Regions from separate parts of the Homo sapiens genome. Here regions 2 and 3 are each linked to region 1. A link is a loop called in an ENCODE intact Hi-C map of the cell type or tissue named here. Cell type or tissue: heart left ventricle. All regions are shown on one strand.

What was found. Peaks named below come from ENCODE experiments on the same cell type or tissue, not always from the same donor. Only the 100,000 strongest peaks of a DNase experiment are listed, where the experiment ranks them.
Region 2: it touches region 1 in a loop (2.7-fold over the local background); 18 of 110 quality-filtered maps call a loop at or near these places.
Region 3: a loop joins it to region 1, with 3 times the contacts of the local background. A loop is called at or near these places in 18 of 110 quality-filtered maps.

What each region holds. Positions count from the first base shown.
Region 1 is chr10:86,351,663-86,359,662 of GRCh38, forward strand. The region is part of intron 2 of GRID1 (glutamate ionotropic receptor delta type subunit 1); the gene reads right to left. Among named protein-coding and RNA genes, the nearest start is that of GRID1, 11 kb to the right of the region's middle. In heart left ventricle, no CTCF peak of the experiment used is centred here; DNase peaks (open chromatin) are centred at 2,039, 3,669 and 4,059; H3K27ac peaks cover 970 bases.
Region 2 is chr10:85,991,271-85,999,270 of GRCh38, forward strand. All of the region lies in intron 4 of GRID1 (glutamate ionotropic receptor delta type subunit 1), which reads right to left. Among named protein-coding and RNA genes, the nearest start is that of MIR346, 270 kb to the right of the region's middle. In heart left ventricle, a CTCF peak has its summit at 4,704 (motif pointing right); no DNase peak of the experiment used is centred here.
Region 3 is chr10:86,000,348-86,008,347 of GRCh38, forward strand. All of the region lies in intron 4 of GRID1 (glutamate ionotropic receptor delta type subunit 1), which reads right to left. Among named protein-coding and RNA genes, the nearest start is that of MIR346, 260 kb to the right of the region's middle. In heart left ventricle, no CTCF peak of the experiment used is centred here; no DNase peak of the experiment used is centred here.

The DNA of each region.
Region 1 (8,000 bases):
GATCAGAGGCTCACCCACAGCCACAGCAAGCAGTGATTTGGGAAGCCAGTGTCCTCTTGGGCTTCATCAACATCAGCAGAGCATCCAGAACAAGCAGTGACCATCCCCATCCCTCTGCACTGGCCAGGTGACATCATGAGAACAATAACTGTAGCTGTTCTTTACTGAGCACCTCCTTGGTGCCAGGCACATGCTAAGTCCTCTGTAATCATTACTTCATTTGTTCCCGAAGTCAGCCCATTAAGTGGGGGCACCAGTATCCCAAGTGTACAGGAAGGAACACTGAGGCTCTGTGAATTACGTCCCTTGTTTAGGTACACCAGGGACCCTGTGTGTAAAGAGGGGCAGTGACAAAAGGGGCCAGGCGTGATGGCTCACGCCTGTAATCCCAGCACTTTAGGAGGCCGAGGCGAGCGGATCACAAGGTCAGGAGTTAGAGACCAGCCTGACCAACATGGTGAAACCCCGTCTCTACTAAAAATACAGCTCAGCATAAAGACTGGTTCGAGATGAGAGTCACCCATCCTCAGAGGTACATGGATCTTCAGCTCATGTGGTCCAAGGCTGGATTTGAGAAATTTGGGCACTGTAGCCCTAAGAAGGCAGGGCTGGTCCACGCTCCCTCAGGCAGTCAGTGCCTGGCCAGGTCTAGCCCCAGGCCAGGGTTTGCTCACAGCCCTTCCCCTCCTGTCTTAGTCTGCTCTGGCTGCTAAAACAAAACACCATAGACAGGTGGATTAAACAACAGACGAATTTATTTTCTCAACAGACAGTTCTGGAAGCTGAAAGTCCAAGATCAGGGTGCCAGCATGGTTGGTTCCTGATGAGGGCTGTCTTCCTGGCTTGCAGATGGCTGCCTTCTTGCTGCATCCTCACACAGCAGAGAGACACAGCAAGCTCTCCGGTGTCTCTTCTTATAAGGCCACTAATCCCATCATGAGGGCCCCACCCTTATGACCCCATCTAAACCTAATTACCTCCCAAGGCCCTGCCTGCAATGCCATCACATTGGGGGTTAAGGGCTTTGACATCATATTAGGGAAAACAAACATTCAGTCCATAACACTTCTAGACCTTCCCCCAGTCTGGCCTTGGTTTTGCATGGCCCCCTCAGCTCTGGACACAAGAACTCTGGCATCTGCTGACCTGTATAGCTGAGACCCCAAGAGGGCCACTCCCTGGGGTGGGCAGGCAGACTGGCTCCCTCTCATCCCACTAGCATGATGCTGAGATGCTACAGGGGACACTGACAATGAAAAAACACCTAAGGTGCTGTCCACAGCCTCCTCCTGACCTTGGCCAAGTTAAGTGACCACCACTGCAATGACCATCCCATTGGATGATCTCTGAGAGCCCTGAGGTCAGGCCTACACATCTGAGGCCAGGAACGTGCCCCAGGAGGGAAAGGAAAATGTGTTTATTGAGTGTGCACTACAAACTGCCCTTAGAGCTGAGGATACCACAGGGAACAAAAGCGACCAAGTCCCTCCCTCCCCACAGCCCACAACCTCCAGAAGACGTCACCGACAAGTCAAAGGAAACACAAGGCAAGGGGAGCACATGACCAGGCCAGTCTCCTGTGGGTGCTGGGATGCACCCTGAGGATGCCACCTCCCAACTGGGACCTCACGTGAGTCCAGGAGGAGTCTGAGGGGGCCAGCGGAGCTCTGAGCAGCAGCTGGAAGTCTTGGCTCTTTCTGCTAAACATGCCCAGGCAGCATGGGTGTCTGCAACAGTCTCCTTGTGTATGTATGCATGTGTGTACATACACATCTGCTCAGCACTGCCCACCACACCAGAGCCCCCAGAAGCCCTTTGGAGGGCTGAGCCATCACACTGCTGGACTGTCCAGGGCACCTATGGCCATGTTCCTCCCGTTCCAGCAGTGTGATGGCTCAGCCCTCCAAAGCCTTTATCAGGTGCACAGTAGATATGCCCTGAGCTGAGGCTCAGGTCCCTTCACAGAGCTGGGCCCCAGCAGCAAGCCTTGGGCCAGCTCCAGTTGGGGTTCTGTGATAAGGAGAGACCCACCCTCAGCTCTCCAGGCCCAGGCTGGCAAACTGCAGGACTTGGGGACGGCCCACGGGGTTGTTTTAGTTACGAGAGCCCTGTGGGAGAGGTGAGTGAGGGCAGGTACCCTGGGAGCCTCCTGGGACACAGGAGGACCAGCATTGGATGTTACAGCCATGGCAGGGAAGGAGTTAGGAGCCCTAGAGCCCAGCCAAATCAAGGCCACCTCAGCATCTGACACTGGCCACTGGAGATGGGGCACTGTTGGGAGGGGGGCTCGGCCCAGAGCTCAGGTCAGGTCTCAGAGCTTTGAGCCCAGAGCCCAGACCAGAGGCCAGAGTGGGGCCACTCCATGGCTCACCACACCTCTGGGCACTCAGATGAAAAGGCAGAAGGCCCACGGCCCCAGGCCAGGAGCGGACCCATGGCAGGACCTCAAGTCTCCACCTTGGACTGAGAAGGAAGAGCGCCATGGGGGACAGACAGCAAGAAGACAGCCTTCCAGGCCAGGCCAGGACCCAGTTTATAGGGGCACAGGCCACAGCAGAGCCAGACCATGGGTGGGCTGGGCCCAGAGCTCCAGGCAGCAAGGCCGGTGTCTCAGCCCGGACCTGGGGGTTGCTAGCACCCAGACAGGACCCAGAGACCAAGAGGTGTCGTGTACCTTGGCAGGGTCCCAGGAGGATGGAAAACATGGTGGCCGGGACACAACAAGAACGAATGCCTGCTGAGCATACTATGTGCCGGCACCCACGCCCTCAATGGGAGAATGAGCCCCAAGGCGCTAAGCACCCCTCTCTCGGGCGCCATGGTGGACTGTTGCTCACCACAGCCTCCCTCCTGCTGGCCATACGTCCTCTCTAGATCCACCACCACAACCCCAAGGCAGGCCCATTTCACAGATGTTGAGACTGAGGGTCAGAGAGGGAATGCGATCTGTTCAAGACCACACAGATAATCAATCAGATTTGGGAACTGAACCCACACCTTTCCACCTGACCCCTTTCCACCAAATAGAGCAAGGTAGGCCTGCCCTATGGCCAGGTCCCGGGGAGGCAGGGGCAGGCCAGTGGGATTCTGGCCACTCTATGCACTCAGAGCAGACAAGGCCACAGTAAGATGGAAATACCGTGCCGTGACAGGCCACAGGTTCCCAGAGCCCCAGCCTATACAGATGGCTCCGAGCAGCCTCCATATGAGCCATGTCGTCAACACTAACCTCCTTCCCTGCTCTCTTGAGACACCCAGAATGGCTGGGGCTCAACTCCAAGCTGCACATCTCCCCCGCCCTAAGTGGGGCCAAGGCTGTGGGAACCTGCTCACACTGCCCAGCCCAGAACAGGAAGTGAGAGGAGGACAAGTCTCCACCACAGACCACTCAGGCTAGTAAGATCACAGCGACCTCCACCTCTTCACCCAGCCACTGCCCTGTGCTCACCCTGGGCTGGGCTATTCTAGTGCATTTCCTCAACTGATCCTCTCAGCTGTCCTCTATTCCATTTTACAGTCAGGGAAACCGAGGTTGCCCACCCAGAGTCAGAAAGCAGAGCAGGGGTGGGAGCCCCAGTCTGTGTGAGACAGCCACCACACTCCCGCCTCTTCAGCTCCTGGACACCCCACGGATGCTCCAGTGGAGGCATGGGGAAGGGCCAGGCTGAGCACAGTGGGGGACCAGGGTGGGCCAGGTGGAGATGCAGTCTCAGAGCCCAGCTGCCTCATCTAGGGTCTGTTGAGGGATGAGTGTGAGGGAAAACTGGAAAGATGGGGCCATCAGGGCCACATGTCCCACACCTGGGTGGAGGAGAAGGGGCAGCCTGGGCTCAGGACCACCCTAGTCCCCCAGCTAACACCCCCCACCTCACCCACTGGTAACCTACACTGCCTACAGCTTGGACCTAGAAACGGAAGGGGCATCTCATACCCTCCAGACCACTCTGCCCACACCTCAGGCCCAGAAAGGGGAACTCTGGGTTCTCCTTTCTTCAACCGTGGCCATCTGCCAGGAAACTGGCTGTTTACAGGCTGGGAGGAAGGGCTCAGAGAGTCTAGCTGAGTTGTTGGACACAGACCCAGCTGTCTTCCTGGGCCCAGTGCCTGTCAGAGAGGGCAGCACCCCAGAGAAAGGGGCTGTCACAGGCCAGCAATGGCAGAGAGATGCGTGGTCTCTGCCCCAGCCCACTGCCATTAGCAGGAGAGGGCTGCCACTTCGTGGGGCAGCAGGGGCAAGACGTGGGAGTCTATATGAGGGACAGGGCCACAGGGCTGAAGCCGTGGAAAGTGCAGACTTGCCAAAGTCCAGCTACGGGGACAGGGGGAGGTCATGGGTGCTGGTCCTGTCGGTGGCTGGGCAGAGAACCCAATCTTTACCTCATGACTAGCTCAATGGTCCTGAGAGCTGGGCTTGTCCAGGCACTAGTTTACAGAGCACAAGATTGGCAGACATGGAGAAAAGCAGAGGTGCAACCCCAGCCTAGGCTGGGGACCCAGGCTTCCTAACTTCCCAGCACATGGAAGGGCTGCCCAGAGGTCTGCAGAGGAGGGACAAGTCGCTGAGTACACAGTGGGGTATCAATGGGAGCCACAGATTCTGCCCAACTAGCATCCCGTACCCAAAACTGTTTTTTGCTTTTTGTTTGTTGCTGTTATTTTAATGAAACGCCAAGGAAATAGGAGGGCTGTTTAGCCATGAATGGTAAAGAGGCAATTCTGTTGCTCACCAGTTGTTTCCAGTTCTCTCTGCTTCCAGGCACATAGTAGGGCTGTGCTTCCTGGATCCCTTGTGACTGGCTGTGGCCACATGGCTGGTTGTGGCCAACGAGTCATAAGCAGAAGTGATGTGAGCACATCCAGGCTGAGCCCCCCAGAGCTCTCTTTCCCTCTGGCACAGCAACTGGCAACAACCAAGTGAAGTGACCATGAGGGACCAAGCTCCCCACTGACCGGCAATGGACACACAGCAGGAGGAGGAAATACTGTGTCATGAAAGCTGCTGGGAGTTTTGGATTGTTTGTTACTGCAGCATAACTTAGTCTCCCCTGACTCATACAACGGGAAACACAGAACAAAACCAAAGGGTGGAGACCCACAGGCACAGCCATGGGTAACCAAGTGTAAAAAGAATCACATCCAGGGATGGAATGGGTTAGAAATTATCTGGGAAGAGGCAGGGCAGAAGGGATGCTCTGAGTTGTTAGGCGACAGCATTTCCTGGGCAGTAGAAGGCTCAGTGAAGAGGGAAGACAGCTGCTATGAGGACAAAGCTAGAGGATTTCAACCTCGCAGCTACAAGAATTGGGAAAGAGAGTCTGTCTGCCATTACAAGAGGTGACTGTGAGTGCTGAGGGACAGCCTTAGCTGGCCCCCAAGAGAAACCTGGAGAAATGGCTCCAGGAGGAAAATTGTCAAAGTACTCATGTCCTAGACCTAGAAACAAAAGGGGCCACCTCATCCCCTCCAGTCCACCCTGCCCACACCTCAGGTCCAGAAGGGGAACTCTGGGTTCTTCTTTCTCAACCATGGCCATTGGCCAGGAAACTGGCTGTTTCCAGGCTGGGAGGGAGGGCTCAGAGAGCCTAGCTGAGATGTTGGACACAGACCCAGCTGCCTTCCTGGGCCCAATGCCTGTCAGAAAGGACAGTATCCCAGAGGAAGGGGCTGTCACAGGCCAGCCCAGGACTAGGAACAGCAGCAGCTCAGAGGCAGTATGACCCGTGGCCTCTCCCACACGCCTGGCATAAGGTATCCATCTGCTCACTGCCAGTTAAGTCCAACCTCCCAATCTAGAGGGCTAAGCCATGGCAATAAGGAATGAAGGGAGCCTCTTGAACCCAAAATTTGAGGAAGTGGGTGGTGCTGGAGTGTAGTCTATAAAATGAGAAAGTGTGTGTGCCCTCATGCATATGTGCACGTGTGTGTGCTCTTGAGTACAGGTGGATGTGTGTGTGCCTGAGTATATGCATGCATGTGTGTGTGTGTTGCACATGCCTGTGTGTGCACCTGCACAGGAGTGACTCCAGAATGAAGGAGAACCCTGACACCTGTGAGTTCAGCACCCTGACACCGTGAGTTCAGCACGGGCTTGTGGGGAATCCAGAGAGGGGACCCAGGGCCTAACTCCAGACTATCAATGCCTGCAGCCTCATCCACAGCTGTTATCACTGGCAGTAGCCCTTGAGGGGACCAGGAACAGCAGCTCTCTGTGGGACCCCGGGCGGCAAAGCAAGATTGACTTCAACGAGGGCCGTCCCTTGGGGTGTAGGTAGGCATGGGCCTAGACGGTGAGGTTCTGAAGAACAACCTGCTCAGGCAGAAAAGAGGCCCTGGGTCCAAGCGGCAGCACCAACTTACAGTCTGACTATTCGAACAGCAGTTTCCTCCAGGAACTTCCTTATGCACAAGCAGCAGCCAAGCCCAGGAAAAGAAGCTGACATGTCATTGGAGAACACAGGCAAGTCTGTGGAGGCTCCACAGGCTTACAGTGTGATGCTTCCAGGGTGAGCTTTGTAGAAACAGAAAGGAAACATAGCCATCCATCCCAAGTGACTATAGCAGGCCCAGCGAACAAAAGAGGATGCCCCGCAGTAAGCAAGAGTGCAGTCAAGCATGCAAAAGATTATCAGGGTGGAAGGAAAGTGGAGGTGGACAATGCATATTGGGCACAGACAGGTGTGCCAACATGGTAGGAGAATAATGGCCCTCAAAGATGTCTACATCCTAATCCCCAGATCTGTGAATATGTTAGGCTACATGGCACAGGTAGCAGACAGCATTAAGCTTGCAAACCAGCTATCCTTAAAATAGGGAGGGCCGGGCACGGTGGCTCACATCTGTAATCCCAGCACTTTGGGAGGCAAAGGCAGGCGGATCACGAGGTCAGGAGATTGAGACCATCCTGGCTAACACAGTGAAATCCCGTCTCTACTAAAAATACAAAAAATTAGCCGGGCATGGTGGCGGGCGCCTGTAGTCCCAGCTACTCGGGAGGCTGAGGCGGGAGAATAGTGTGAATCCGGGAGGCAGAGCTTGCAGTGAGCCAAGATCATACCACTGCACTCCAACCTGGGTGACAGAGAGAGACTCTGTCTCAAAAAAGAATAAATAAATAATAGGGAGATTATCTGGGATTATCCAGATGGGCCCAATATAACCACAAAGGTCCTTGAAAGAGGGAGCCAAGCAGAAGAGTCAGAGAAGGAGATGTGATGACAGAAGCCAGGTCAGCATGAGAGGATGTGAGAAGGCCTTGACCCGCCATTGCTGGCCTTGAAAATGGAGGAAAGGGCCAGGGGCTGAGGAATCCAGCAGTCTTTGGAAGCTGGAGAAGGCCAGGAAACAAATCTTTCCTCCAGCCTCCAGAAGGACCCAGATTTTAGCCCAGTGAGACCCATGTTAGGCTTCTGACCTGCAGAACTGCAAGAGAATAAATGTGTGTTGATCTAACCAACTAAATTTGGGGTAAAATTTGTTTCCGCACCACAAGAAAACTAACACAGCTGAGAGGATGGGAATAAGGGGTCTACAGGCATCTTTAGGAAGACACGGACATCACACTCAGAGAGCCTCTGATGGTGTCTGGTGAGGCTGCCAGGAGGACTGCAAGAGCGTGGCCTCGATGGGACCTACAATTCTCTATAATTCTGAATGGAGCCAACGAAGATGCCGGAAGCCATCAGAGCTAGGGATGGGGAGCCTCTAGCAGAATGTCTAGATACCAGTGTGGCCAGTGAGGGGCAGGGTGACCACCTAGGAGGTAACGGATATAAACTGAGCAAGGCCTCCAGATGGGCACCAACAAGCTCTCTGTGTTTCATTTTTATTTTATTTCATTGTTTCATTCTGTGAACCACAAGCTATTCTTGGTAATTTTTATGTCTTCCTAGAATCCTTTTGTGCTTATGATAACTAAAAGGAATATTGCCTCACTTGCATGCATTCCTTTTTTCTGCCTCTTTCCTAAACTGTTATCCTTCCACACTGCGACAGGTATATCT
Region 2 (8,000 bases), 360 kb before region 1:
AACCAGCTGCCTGTAGAGTCATTCTGAGAGGTGGGCAAAGTAGGGGAGGAGCAAAGTAGAGAATTCTTTTTGGGATATGCTAAGGCCAAGTTGCCTGTGAAACATCCAGGTGGATGCGAAGGCTCACAGGAAAAGCCTGGGCTAGAGGCTAACATTTGGAGTAGATTAATGTGCAAGTACTTGAAGCCATTGGTGGAGATGAGACCACCAAGAAAGGAGGGAAGAGACAGAGAAGAGGTGCGGGACTGCCCCTCTGGGGAGGTGGACAGTGGGAGTTTGGGCAAGAAAGAGGAGCCTGCGAAGGAAACTGCCAAGTCAGGAGGGCTCTGGGCTGATGCTGATATCATAGACCAAAGAAGCAAATGTGTCAGGAGGCAGTGCTTCACTGTGTCAAATGTCACCAAGGTGGCAAGGAAGAGGGGAAAGAGCAGAAAATTGGAAAATAGGAAGATGGTTAGCCCTGACAAAGGTCATTTCAGGAGAAGGAGGGTGAAATCAGTAGACAAATTGTGGCGGGTGGAAAATCAGACAAAAGGAGAGAAAACAAAATCAGGAGAAACAGAGCAATCACTGAAAGGGGATGTGGAAAATGTGGGAGGAGGGTTGCTTTCTTAGATTAAATGTTCTAAAACAAGTTTCTAGGCAGAGCAGCAATGCAGGAGTGGATAGGAAGAGATCAGTAATGCAGAAGAGAAATGTGGAAAAGAAAAGGCAAAATCCTAGAGGGGAAATTGGGATGGATTCAGGGCAGGGGGCAAGTGGCTGTTGCAAGAACACTTACTTCCCTGGGTGTGACAAGATGGGGCAATGAGCCAGCTGGTGCAAGTGCAGGTGGGCTTGACTTTGGAGATGGGAGATGAGGGGGCTCCCATCTGATGGCTAAATAAGGAGGGAGGAGGAGGAGGGGTTGAAAGGAGAAGACAAAGCATGGAAAAGGGGTTTAGGGAAGTACAGTGCAAGCCATGGAGATTTGTGAGGAGCAATACCAAGGAAGACCAGCACCCTGGCTTTGTCATTTTCTACAGCAACACTCAGCACTCAGGCACAGGTATGCAAAAGAGGATGGTCAGGCTTAGCTCATGTGGGAGTTTTGCCTGGTGAATATCACAAAGAAAAGGGAACAGGAAAATTGAGTAGGCAAGGGAGAGATTATTATGGGTCAGTATCTTGAAGCCTCACTAAGAAGACATGAAGATAAGGGTTTTGTGAAAACATGTGGGGTTGGAGGTCTCACTAGGAGGTCACTGGGCATGAGCCAGATTGGAGGTGGGAGGAAAGAGTGAGCCAGAGTGTTCAGGGAATGATAACAGAGGGGACAGAGCTGGCAGTGAGGATGAGGAGAGGTGGGGGGGGAACAAATGGTAAGAGCTAGAATAAGCTAGAAAGAACTAGAAAGAGGCCAGGCACAGTGGCTCACGTTTGTAATTCTGGTGCTTTGGGAAGCTGAGGCAGGAAGAGTGCTTGAGCCCAGGAGTTCAAGACCAGCCTAGGTAACATAGTGAGACCCTGTCTCTAAAAATAATAATAATAATAATGAGCAGGGCATGGTGGCGTGCACCTGTAGTCTCAGCAACTTGGGAGGCTGATGCAGTAGGACTGCTTGAGCCCAGGAGCTTGAGGCTGCAGTAAGCTATGATTGCACCACTGCACTCCAGCCTGGGTGACCAAGTGGGACCCTGTCTCTAAAAAATAACAATTTTAGAAGTTTTTAAAAGAGCTAGAAAAAGATAGGGTGGTGCAGGAAGGGAAAGAAATGGTTTGCAGGAGATAAAGAAGATAATATAAAAAGGACACCTCCTGAGGGACACGGAATGTGAAGGGAATAAGACTTTCAACTTGACAGGCTATCCCCAGAGGACAACCGGTTTGAGTTAAGGTAAGTAAGGTAAGAGAAGAGGAGGAGGCCAGGGTATTTGCTGGCCTCAGAACAGCAGGTACAGAGGACAAGGGGAGGGATGTGGGAGAGGACAGTGGGCAGAATCTGTGCAGGTGCAGGGGCAGCTTTGGCCAAGGTAAGCAAGGCAGTAGGATGGGAGCTGGCAGATGTGTAGTGGGGAGCAGGCCTCTAATTCTCCGATCAATGGTATGGGCCATCCCAGGACACTGCCTCACATAGGCAAGCCACAGTGCAAGGGTCACTTGTATGTGTAAATATTAGCAAATATTTTAAAAGCATGGACATTTATATCAATCAAATGGGGTCAGGGAAGCAATTAGTGTTGGAAACCCACTGGTCCTAGGACCATTTAATCCTCCTACTGTCCCATTTAATCCTCCTACAAGTCTGCAAAGGAGCTACTACTGCTCCTACTCTATACACAAGGAAAAGGTTTAGAGAAACTAGGTACCCCAGCCAGGGCCCATGACTAGTAATAAGAGAAGAAGAAGGAGAAGAAAATGATGAAGAGCACCATTTAAATTTACTTAGCATTTTACTTCATGTGAGCCTATGGCTAATTGCTTTTACATGAATTGTCCTATTTTATCCTAATGACAAAACTGTAAAGTAAAATTACATTATATACCCATCTTATAGACAGGAGAATTGTGCCTAGGAGAGTAATGAGACTCGCCCAAAATCAAAGCCAGGGACCCCTTTCCGTCTCTGATGATGTTCAGTAGATGATGTTTCCTTGCATGGCAGCCTGACACAGAAGTCATGTCCAAGCCCTGTCAGGCAGCTGTCCCATCAAATAACCAGTTTAAATATGGAGCAGGTGCCCCTTCCACGGAGATGGACATTGCAACTTTTAACCTTGTTGGACTCCTGCCCTGCTGAGCCATCTTCCCTGATGAACCAGCTAATCAAACATGTCCTGGGCCAGGAGCTGCAAACGGCTTTGATTTTTCAAACACACCAAACAACAGGAAAGAAAAATGAGCAAACCAGACCCAGAAAGAGGCTTGACCCAATGCCTCCAAACAGCTCTTCCAGCTCAAGAAACAGACCCTCCATCTGGGTTTACAGATGCTGTGCAGTGACCCACAGCATGGCAGCCTGACCTGCCGGGTCTGCTGTGAGGATCCCACAGTGTCAGCATCTGTGAGTGGACAGAGGTAAGGCAGGGTGCTTTCCAGAGGACAAAGCTCACCTGGCATCAGGCCAACTTGAGATTAAAATTGTTTAAAATCCAGCCCATTAACAGCCAATAATCTCAATCCTAGCACCCGACATCTCTGCCCTTAAATCACACACCTGGAATTAGATGCTGGGGACCACACAGAACCCTAGCTGCCCACTTCAGTGATAACCATAAAACTGGCCAAACCCAAGGGATGCTGGGAGGCCCTGAAATGAAGAAATAGAGGTCCATTCTGGTTGGAATATGGATACACACATGCTGCCACTTATTGGTGAGCTGTTAGATACTCAGCACGTGATTACGCAGTTGTGGCAGTGGACAGAATGCTGGGGTCCCCCAGCTGGTCGCCTGGTAGTCCAGAAACCATGGCTGTAAACTCATCTCCAGCTGTCAGAAAAGAGTAGGTAAGATGGCCTATGCTTTTACAGAGACAGCCTACTATGGACCAGAATTCCCTACTTTTGAATTCAGTTTAAAGGTTATTGAAGCAATCAAAAGCACCTAATATATAAAATTTATTGAGAATGCAAGACAGAATCTTTAGTCAAAATGCCATTTGGCTTATATTTTTAAACATTTCCACCTGGCTGAAACAACTGCAAATGTAAAATTAACCTTCATAGACACTGTTTGCCTTCACATGCTTACTATAAATGTTTTTAAAGGCACATAGTTGAGTTTTATGTTCTTTCCATTTATTTTCATGTTAGACTTGCGGATTTTTATGTTAAAAGTTATTTTTCAGAAGTGGAACCCTGCACCTATAGAAAATAATGCTACAGCCATAGAAAATAGAAGCTTCTCTTATAACAATTCAACTTAAAGGCATTATTCAGGAACAAAGTCGTTTCCAATAATCTATCACTAGTCGTGGAACTTTGATGGGACGGCCACCTATCAGCAATCCTGTATTTTATTTCTGGGTAGAGCAAGTGTCCTAAGAGAATCCTGGAAAGAGAGGAAGTTCCCAACTAGCAGGCAGCCGGATGCCTCTGCTCCCAATCTGTTGGCTCTGCCTTAGTTTTCAGGGTCTCCAGCCTTAGGGGTGAGGAAGAGTTTCGGACCCCCACTCACATGACTCCATAAAAACTATGCAAGGGGAAAATGTTCCCCAGTTGACTAGGTGTGCATGTCTGATTAAGGAACACTGACTAGGTGTAATGGAGTAAGAGCACCCACCATGATTCTCCCCTGAACATAGTCATAAAACCTGGACAGAATGCATGTGGCAGCTATTCAAGGAGTCTGATGAGTAAACATGAGCAGGCAGATAGGAGAAGAAAACAAGAATTCAAAGAATACCAAACTGGCTGTAAGTTTACCAAGCTTTTATCCTCTAACCCTCTTGACCCCTTGCCCTAGAGGCAGATGCAGCCACAAAAGTGTGCAGCAGAGCAAGAACTCCAAAGCCACAGCTGATTGGAGAACCATCAAAGAGTCCCTCAGAATAGGAAAAGAGTGAGGATGTCACAGAGAAGGAAAATCTCAGGAAAGCAACTCTAACAAGCGGTTTATGAAGTCCTGGGCTCACTCCTGAGCTGCTCATACGTGGATAGGATTCTAATCAGTATATAAAAGCTGTGAATAAAAGATAAAAGACAGATTACCATTAGGTTCCAGACTGGCCACTGGGTGGCACACACACCAGAATGATTAGAAGAGCACGGCAAATGCTTTCAAACCTGAGCTGACATTGGTAACAGCCCACAGGCAACATGCTGGAGCTTGTGGCCTGAACTTAACCTGCTAAAACAAAAATATCAACACCTTTCACAGAATGTAAGTGAAACCAAGAGTCATAATATTCAAAATTCCCAAGATAAAATCCAAAATTGCTCAGAATAAGAACAAGCAAAATCTAAACTCACATGGGAAAAGATAATCAGCAAACATCAACCCAAAGATGACGTGGATGTAATTTTCTGGCAAAGGCTTTAAAGTAACTATTATAAAAATGTTCCAACAAGCAATTGTGAACACTCCTAAAAGAAATGGAAAAATAAAAAGTCCCAGCAAAGAAATACAAGAAACTTTTAAAAAACCAAATAGGAATGTTATGCTGAAGTATACAATAACTAAAATTTAACAACAAAAAAAATTTCACTGGATGGGCTCAATGAAGAACGATGATGACAGAGGAAAGAATCAATAAACTTGAAGACACATCAATAGTAATGATTCAGTCAGAACAAGAGAAATATATTTTTAAAAATGAACAGAGCATCAGGGACCTATGAAACAAAAACAAAAGATCTAATATTTGTGTTATCAGAGCAACCAGTCTTGCCAACATGGTGAAACCCTGCCTCTACTAAAAATATAAAAATTAGCCAGGCATGATGGTGGGTGCATGTAATCCCAGCTACTCAGAAGGCTGAGGCAGGAGAATCGCTTGAACCCAGGAGGTAGAGGTTGCAGTGAGCTGAGATCATGCTATTGCACTTCAGCATGGGCGACAAAAGCGAAACTCCATCTCAAAAAAAAAAAAAAGAAAGAAAGAAAGAAAAGAAAAGGAAAAAACTGAGAAATAATGGCTTAAAACTTATCAAATTTGTTGAAAGACAAAAATCTATAGATTTAAGAAGTTCTGCAAACCCAAACAGAATAAAACTAAAGAAACCCAAGTTCAGACAAATCACAATTAAACTGCTAAAAACTAGAGACAAAGAAAAAAATCTTGAAAATAATAAAGTCTATATACAATAGATTCTTCTCCTTTTGAGTTCTCTAAAACATGTGATAGCTAAAAGTAAAAACCATAACATAAGCTGGGAATGGTGGCTCACGCCTGTAATCTCAGCACTTTGGGAGGCCGAAGAGGGTTGATCACAAAGTCAGGAGTTCAAGAGATGCCTGGCCAAGATGGTGAAACCCCATCTCTACTAAAAATACAAAAATTAGCTGGGTGTGGTAGTGGGCACCTGTAATCCCAACTACTCGGGAGGCTGAGGCAGAGAACTGCTTGAACCTGGGAGGTGGAGGTTGCAGTGAGCCAAGATCGCGCCACTGTACTACAGCCTGGGCAACAGAGCGAGACTCCATCTCAAAAAAAAAAAAAATTATAACATAGTTGGATAAGGTTTTGATGAACGTAGAGGGAACTAAATGGTGGCAAGATTTCTACACTGCACTTAAAGTGGCAAATTATTGATTCTCAGTACACTATAAAAACGTAAGTATGCATATTGTAATCTCCAAAGCAATATTATAAAAATAATCAAAGATACATAGTAAAAATCACAATACATAAAACCAAAAGGAATGGTAAAAAATGTTTTAATAACCCAAAAGAAGGCAGAAAATAGCAAAAGACAAAAACAGAGGGGAAACAGAAAACAAGAAAAGGGAAGACGTAAATCTAAAGAAATTACTAAATGCATTAAATGTAAATGGTCTAAACATATCGATCAAAAATTGATGGAATATGTTTTGAAAAAAACAAGCAAACCAATTACATGTTGCCTACAAGAAACTCACTTCAAATATACTGATATAGGTAGATTAATCATAAAAGAACGGAAAAACATATTGTGGAAACACTAATCAAATAAAAGCCAGAGTAGCTAAATTAACATCAGACAAATGAAATATCAGAGCAAAGAAGATTATAATGCATAGAGAAATATTATCTAATGATAAAGGTTATGTGAAGCAAACACTGGAGGAACTAAAATGACAAATAAATGCATAATTTTATAGACTCCAACACAACTTTCTCAGCAATAGATAGATTTAATAGACAAAAAAATTATCAAAGATAAACATGAACTAAACAAATCCATTAACCTACTAGATCTTATTGACATTTATAGAATACTTCACACAACAACAGCAGAATATGCTTTTTTATCAAGAGCCCACGAAACGTTCCCCAAGGAAGTCCATATCCTGTGTCATAAAGCAAATCCTAACAAATGTAAAATAAGTGAATCATATAAAAGTTTTCTGACAATAATGGAATTAAATTAGAATTTGGTATTTGAAAGATAATAAGAAAATATCCGAACACTTGAAAGCACACTTATAAATAATCCATGGGTGAAAAAAAGTCTAAAGAAAAATTAGAAAATATTTTGAATTACATAAAGATGGAAAACACAACACTGCACAATTTGTGAGACACAGGTAAACCAGTGCTTAGAGGGAAATGCATAGCAATAAAATACTTATACTAAAAAAAAGAAAGATTTAAAAAAAATTAACTTAAGCTTTTAGCTTTTATCTTAAGAGACTATAAAAATAAAAGCATTTTATTAACTCCATAACAGGCAGATGGAATAAAATAATAAAGATCAGAAATCAAAGAAATTAAAAACCTAAAAACAACAGATAAAATCAACAGAACCAAAACTGATTCTTTGAAAACATCAGCAAATTTGATAAAGCTCTAGCAAACCTAACAAAGAAAAGAGAAAGAAAAGACACAAATAACCAATTTTAGAAAAGTAAGATAAAACATCACAACAGACTCCACAGCTATTAAAATGATAAGAAGGGAATACTACAAACAACTCTGTACACTTAAACCTAGCAGCTTAGATGACATAGAACACCAACTCATTGAAAAACACAAATAAGGCCAGGCACAGTGGCTCACGCCTGTAATCCCAGCGCTTTGGGAGGCCAAGGCGGGTGGATCACCTGAGATCGGGAGTTCGAGACCAGTCTGGCCAACATGGCGAAACCCTGTCTCTACTAAAAATACAAAAACTAGCTGGATGTGGTGGTGCACGTCTATAACCCAGCTACTTGGGAGGCTGAGGCACGAGAATCAGTTGAACTTGGGAGGCAGAGGTTGCAGTGAGCCAAGATTGTGCCACTGCACTCCAGCCTGGCCAACAGAGCAAGACTCTATTTCAAAAAAAAAAAAAAAAGAAAGAAAGAAAGAAAAACACAAACAACAAAATTTACCCAAGA
Region 3 (8,000 bases), 350 kb before region 1:
TTTAGCAAGGATGCCAATCCTCTCCAAATTGGTCTATAGGTAACAAAATCCCAAGAGGATTTTTCATAATATGGACAAGCCATTTCCAACATACATATGGAAAGGCAAAGGAATTAGAACAGCTAAACACTGTTGAAAAATCAGTTGAAGAAATCACTCTAATCAATTTTCAGACTCACCATAAGTTATGGTAATCAAAACAGCATGGTATTGGTGAAGGGATAGACAAATGTATCAGTGGAATAGAATAAAAAGTCCAAAAATAGACCCACACAAATATAGCCAATTGGTTTTAACAACAGTGCAAAAGCAATTCAATGGAGAAAGGATAGCGTCTTAACAAATAGTGTAGGAACAACTAGAAATCCATATATCAAAAAAATTGAACCTGAAATTAAGCCTCACACCTTTCCCAAAATCTAACTCAAAATGGACCGTCATTCTGGAAAAGTTTGATAGTTTTAATAAAGTTAAATACACACTTACCATACAACTAAGCAAACCCACTCCTGGGTGTTACTCAACAAGAATAAAAAATTCATACCAGAAAAAGCTTTTAGTGGCACTCTTCATAATTACCAAAAACTAGAAACAACCACTTGTTCTTCAGCGGGTGAATGGAGAAACCAACTATGATACACCAATGAAATACTACTCTGCAATTTTTTAAAAAATGAACTACTGATACACATATCAATGTGGATGAATCTAAAAGGCATTATTCTCAGTAAAAGCAGCTGGTCTCAAAGGCTACATACTGCTTGCTTCTATTCATATTACAGTCTCAAAATGATAAAACCATCATGATGGAGAACAAATCAGTGATTGCTAGAGGCTCAGGGTAGGAAAATGCTGTCACTGTAAAGGGATAATATAAGGAAATTTTTTGATGGAGCTGTTCTGTATCCTGATTGAGGTGGTGATTCCATGAATCTTTATATGTGTTAAAATTTAGAGAACTGCAAACAGCAACAAAATAAGCAAACAAAAAAAAATGACACAAACCACACAAAACACCCCATCAATTCTCACTCAGTCTCTCAGAAGATACAGAAGGAAGATTGATAAGACATTGAAAGGGCAGAGGTGGACCTTGAGGACCCACCTAACTTCATGTCCAAATTCCTCCTTCTGAGCCTGGAGCACTGTTTAGCCACTTTCCCTGAGCTTGGTGACTCCTTAGAGTGCTGTTCTTCAATCTTTCTTGTTTGTCAGAGTTTGGGAAAGATTTCCTGAAGGAATTTGGCCTTGCAGAGAAAGGGCATCTGTTACAAATGCAGATTCAGCTTCAGAGGCATCTGTGATTCTGCTACAAAGTTTAGCATCCAATGATCCAGAAAGTTTCCCTAGCATTTGTGGGAGATGCCTGACAATTAGCTTGATTGTTGTAACTGAACAGCTGCATCGAGTGTATTAGTTTGCTATGGCTGCTCTAACAAAGGACCACAAACTGGATGCCTGAAAAAAAAGAAACATGTTCTCCCACAGTTCTGGAGGCTAGAAGTCTGAAGTCAAGGTGCCAGCAAGGCCGTGCTCCCTTCAAAGTCTCTAGGGAAGGATCCTTCCTTGCCTCTTCCAGCTTCTAGTAGCCCCAGGCATTCCTTGTCCTGTGGCAGTATAACTCCAATCTCTGCCTCCCTCTTCACATGGCCACCTCTCTCTGTGTCCGTGTCATTACATGCATTTCCTCTTTGTGCATGTCTGTCTTCAAATTTTCCTCTTCTTATGAGAACACAAGTCATACTGGATTAGGATCACCCTCATGAGCTCATTTTAACCTCACAGCATCTACAAAGACCCTACTGCCAAACAAGGTCACATTCACAGTTACCAGGGGTTAAGTCTTCAACACATCCATGAGGTGATACAATTCAACCTAAAATACCGACATTTCATAGAAAATAGACAATGACAGGTAAAACAAGAATGCTGGCATTCATTTGCTTAATGTACTAATAGCAACTGATTCTAAAGCTCACTGGCATTCAGTCCTTTCTCCCTTTATCCTGAATTGCATTTTTTTAATTGCTTGGAAAAACAGAGCTGCCCCTGAGTTGTATGTTTTCCTATAATACAGGCTGCACCTCTTTATGAAGTTTTCAAACCAGCACTCACAGACGTAAAACTTAATGTCTTTTTGCACTTACATTCTCCATTTCCTAAGTATCAGCAAAATGCCTTGTTTAACCTCCTAGCCTTTTCACAAAATTATTACAGTGGTTACTGGGCCTGGGAGGAGTATAAACAAATGTCTCTCCACTTACAACCCCCCAGACTCAGCCACATGTCCTACAAAAGAAAGGAGCCATAGTGATTGCTGTGTTATTTTGTTTAAAGGGACTGTGTTGAACTACGCACATATTTTTTAAAAACTGTGGAATTAAGCCTTTTAATATACAGATACAAAAGTGGCATTTCAAAACCGTGGTTAATGAGAATCATTGTGCCTTCCTCCATTGGTTTGTTTATTCCATCAGTAAATATTCATTGTGCACATACTATGTCCACACCTCATGTATTGTGCTGGGGATACAAAGATAAACAGAAGAAAGCCATAAAGACTGATGAAAATTCAATGTCTTAAATGTTCTCAAGGTACAGCAAGATCTTAGGGTTGGCCCTAACTCCGCTTGCAGAGCAAGGGATGACTGTCCTCCAGCTAGTTTGATTCATTGCACAAGTCAACAGCAAACCCACAAGAGCAAAAAAGGGCTTCCCTTTCTTCTGTCTCCTGAACCCAATGAAGCCCAGAACCAGACTAACCCAGAACCTCCTGGGCATCTGTAGACACTTGACACATTCATTTAACAAATGAAAATGCATACCTACAATGTGTCAAGCACGTGTTGAGCCATGGGGATAGAGTTGATGATGAAGAGCCAGGAGGCAGCTGCCCTCACTGAACTTTGTCTAATGAGACTTGCTCTTGGGAAGTCAGGGAGCCAGGAGAACGGGGAGCCCTTGGCACATCAGCTGGATGGGAGAGCCCATGAGGCAGCTGACAGCTGTTCATCCAGATATAGCCCTGATGTCCTAAGAACATGTCAGCTTCTTATTCAAAAACAAGAAGTATTTTTAATTCCCTGGCACTTGTGCCCCATTTAGAATATTACTTCAGTGACTAATCAGGGAAGCCCAACTAATCCAGACTCCTGAGAGCTCAGGCAGCTTCTGAGAGCTGCCAAGGCCACCAGCAGCCAGCAGGACATGTGGCAGCCACTCGTGGAGCCCAGGTGTGCATGAGTACTTCCCATATTCACCCAGCCCAAGTACGCGAGGAGGCTGCCATCAGCAGACACCAAATGTGAGAGCAGCTCTCTTTCCATAAGGGTTTAGAAGCCAATGGCCAATGGGTACCTAAGAAGATATTCAAACATCTATAAATGGAGAAATGCACATTATAAGGAGACACCACTTATACCCATCTTACAGGCAGAGATTTTAAAGTGTAACAGTGTCAACCAAATATTTGCCAGGATGTGAAAAATAAAGTGTAACGAACTTGGAGATCCCTTTGGCAATAGCTAAGAAACCTGCCAACTTGCCTGCCCTGTGCCACATACATAGGGCACAAGGAAAGCAACAGGATACTGTTCACTACAGCACTGCCCATTTCAGCAAAACATTAGAAACTCCCCAATGTCTTGCAGCAGAGCAACAGGAAGAAGGAAACTGTGCACAGGAATCCAATCAACAGATAATCCTCACTGCTACCCTGTAAGAGAGGTATACTATTTACCCTCATTTCCCAATGGGGAAACTGAGGAACAGACAGGGTAAGTAACTTGCCTAAGTTCCGTACTAGGCAGAGCCAGAGTTCAACCCAGGCCACCTGACCCCACATCTGTGATCTTACTCATTCTGTAATCCTGCCTCTGCAGAAATGTGCAGAATGGACATGGAGGAATATTGCAATTCTCCTGGAGGTTTACACATGTTTGAAAAATGTCCCAATTATCAAAGAAGAGATAGATATGCTGCCAAAAAGAGCTTCCCAAAGTCCCTCTGTAATGGTTAATTTTATGTAAACTTAGATGGGCCACAATGTCCAGATACTTGGTCAAACATTCTGGCTGTTTCTGTGAGATGGATGGTTTTGGGATGAGGTTATATTTAAATCCTCTGACTTTGAGTAAAGCAGATTGCCCTCCATGATGTGAGTGGGCCTCATCCAATCAGTTGAAGGCATGAATAGAACAGAAGGCTGGCCTCTCCCAACAAGAGGGAATTTTGCAGCAGATGGCCTTCAAACTTCATCTGCATTATTGGCCCTCTCCTGGGTCTCCAACCTGCTGGCTCACTCTGCAGATTTCAGTCTCTGTAATTGTGTGAGCCGATTCCTTAAAATCTCTCTATCTCTCTCTGTCTCTCTCTCTTTCTACACACACACACTCACACACACACACACACAGACTTGATTCTGTTTCTCTGGAGAACCCTAGCATCCCCTCCCTCCAGCGCTTGCCCAGTATTGCAGCAGCTGATGGACAGATGAAAAATGACCTCATTGCACTGTTCCTACTTTCTCCTTTCTGGAATCTTGAGACAAGAAGGACAAAGAAGACATAAACTACTGTAACATCACACTCTGAGGAAGCTATCATTGATTCCATTTTATAAGGAGTAAGACTGAGGCTTAGAGGAGCTGAATAACTTACCAACGTCACATCAGGAAAGCAATGAAATATTTTCAGGCTCAAATTCTATATCTTTTCTCCCAAAGTATATGGCAAGGACCTGGATGGTGGGCATGCCTCAGCTCTGCTAGCAATCAAACACAAGTGGACAGATGCCATGAATCCTGACAGCTGGTCGGTTTTGGTACTAGGATCACTGAAAGGAACAGTTCTCCTGCAGAAGACTCTATGATTGACCCACAGTTCCAGCCAGCCAACCACGATGGCTCCCATCTTATACTGTGTGATACCCCCTCCCCCAGGGCATACATTTGTAATGCTTCCCAATAGCCAGCTCCATTCAATAAGTACTTGTAAAATAAATTGAAAAAAAAAAGGCAAAACTCTTTGCCCTCTCATAAAAGGCTACCCCTAAGAGAGTAAGGAGAAAGATCATGAGCAAGGGTAAATGTTGTTGGAGAGACTACTGGTTAATCATGTAGATTAGGTAGCAGGGGAACAAGGGTGTGAAACTAGAATATCTAATAACAAAGCACAGGATACCTGAACTACCAAAAAATGAAAGCAAGCACTCATAAAAATCACTGATAAATTAACCACCAGGATGAGATAAGGGATCCCACACTGTGGTCAAATTTTGGTGGGGGTCATAGTGATAGCTCCAAAGCACATATCCAGACTCCTTGATGTCAGACAACCATCGCCATTATCTTGAGTAAGAGCAGACATAGAATTCAGACAAGATACAAGAATGTATAATGTTTTGGGGGATAGCTCACAGTATGATATGGAAGGGTAAGTGACAAAGATTTGCCTGACAGCAGGCAAGAGAACTATTGAAACACAGGCCCTATCTGGTCTCTGAAACACTTAAATAAATGAAGATATATAACATACTTGTGGATAAGGATACATAATCTTATGTAGACATAAATTCTTCCCATACTTATCTGTATATTTAATGCAATTCTATTCAAGATTCTGACAGAATTTTCATGAACCCTAATAAGCTAATTCTAAAATTTACATGGAAGAATAGCCAGTACACTTCTGAGAAGGAAGAGTGAAGAGGTTTGTTTTATCAAATATCAAAAATTATTATGAATCTATAGCAATTAAGCAATGGTAGTACTAGTGCAGAATAGAATACAAAGTCCTAAAACAGATATTATTCATAAGTAAAAAGGTTCTAGATGTCCAAAGTGGCAGGTCAGGTCATCAGACAGATGAGGACTATTCAATAAATAGGATAAGAAAATATGATTATCCACTTGGGAAAAAAGGTTAATTTCAAAACCTAACTCATTCCAAACACAAAAATTAGCTGTAGTTGTATTAAGAACTTAAATGACAGGGCTGGGCATGGTGGCTCATGCCTATAATCCCAGCACTTTGGGAGGCCGAGGTGAGCGGATCATGAGGTCAAGAGATCGAGACCATTCTGGTCAACATGGTGAAACCCCGTCTCTACTAAAAGTACAAAATTAGCTGAGCGTGGTGGCGGGCACCTCTAGTCCCAGCTACTCAGCAGGCTGAGGTGGGAGAATCGCTTGAACCCGGGAGGCGGAGGTTGCAGTGAGCTGAGATTGCGCCACTGCACTCCAGCCTGGCGACAGAGCGAGACGCCGTCTAAAAAAAAAAAAGCACTTAAATGACAGAAGCTAACTTTAGGACTTTTACATAGGTGAATATCTTTCTGATCTAGGGGTAGAAAAGGATTTTTTTTTTCTTTATGAACACAAGTACATGAGGTTTATTTGAAATTCCAATTTATTACAAGTTCACCCTTTAATGGGGCCCTTCCTCCTTGAAGACAATTAAAAAAAAAAAAACAATTCGGGTGTCACTGAAGTGGGAACACAGGATTCTCACTATGAACAAGAACAGACTGGATGTAGGAGGCAGGGGAAGCTGGCGGTGGTGGGGTTATGAAGCTGTGATGTCAGTGCCAACTCCATGCCTATAGAAGGGATGGTAAACTACCCAGCAGCTCTGGAGCAATCCCCGTCGTCCTTGGGCGGGAGGATGGGGGAAGCAGGGGTCACACTCCGCAGTTTAATATTGAGAGGCTTGATTCTCATGTTCTAGGAGCTGCAGTCCCCTTGGTGGACTTTAATTTAAATAGGTACAGAAGAGCTTGTGTGCTCAAAATTTCCAAATTCAAAGGTGATAAGAAAATTAAACGCTGTTTTGTATTTTATCAAAATCCATCATAAAAGGGAAAGAAGACTACAAAGTTTTGCCTAAATATAACAACTAGAACTAGATTTGTTGTGGGAAGGGGCTCTCAGAGCTTCTCTGCCGCTCTCTCCTCCCACCCCCCACTGACACTGACCGCTGGAATCCTCAGGTTCTTGAGTTCCAAGTCTGAGGTCAGAAGGGTCATGGGAGGCAGTGGTCGCAGCACCGCTCCGCACCCCCCCACCTCCAATATTGCTGCTTGCCTCAATGAGCCTCCAACCCAACTGCTCTGCAGGAGAATGGATGGGCTGAGGGAGAAGCCAGGGAAGTTAGAGCAAACACATTATCATAGAAACTGTACTGCACATGTGCCAAAGCGAGATGTCAGGAGTATCTTACAAGATGTTCTTTATACAATATCACTGCTGAAACAAGCAACTTTTAATAACTAGAAAAGTCAATTAAAAAAATTAAATATTTAAATTCTTCCTGCTTTTCTTCTGCTCCCCTAAGAGCTTGTCTGGTATGTGGGAGGGCTGGGCTCCAACACCCCTCTGGCCAGATCCATCAAAGTAAAGGTTATATGCATGATTATAAGCAGGACCCCAGTTTCTAAGTGAAGTGCCTCAGTTTTGTTTTTTTTGTTTTTTGTGTTTTTTTATTTATTTATTTATTTATTTATTTATTTTTGGTTAGGGGGAGTTGTCACAAAGAAGGGGAGAGAGATTCAAGAATGGCTCCAGGACATGTCCCTTTACTCTGCCAAGATCAACTCAAAAGACCACAAACGTTTCATGATGCTGGTGAATACAGAATTCTGTATGGCACTCACTGATATTGTCACCTGAGAGGAAGATGGGGTAAGAGACAGTGTATGGGCTTAAAGAAATAAGACTGTATATAAATACAGATTAAAAAAGAAAAATTGCCACCATCTCCCCTGTTGGCCTGATTACCCCTGATCCTGCTATGTAACAGAGCAATCCCTCCCCTGGAGACCAGAGGGGCTTGGCACTGTGGTGGAAGCCAGAGTGAGCAGGGCCTTAGGAAAGAAGGCAGGAACAGGAACTGGGTTCACCAGAAAAGCTAGACCCTCAGACTCCTCCTGGAAACCCTCAGAAGGAGGGTTATAGCCCTCTTCATCCCTTAATATTTCTGGACAAAGACCACCAACCCAGTATC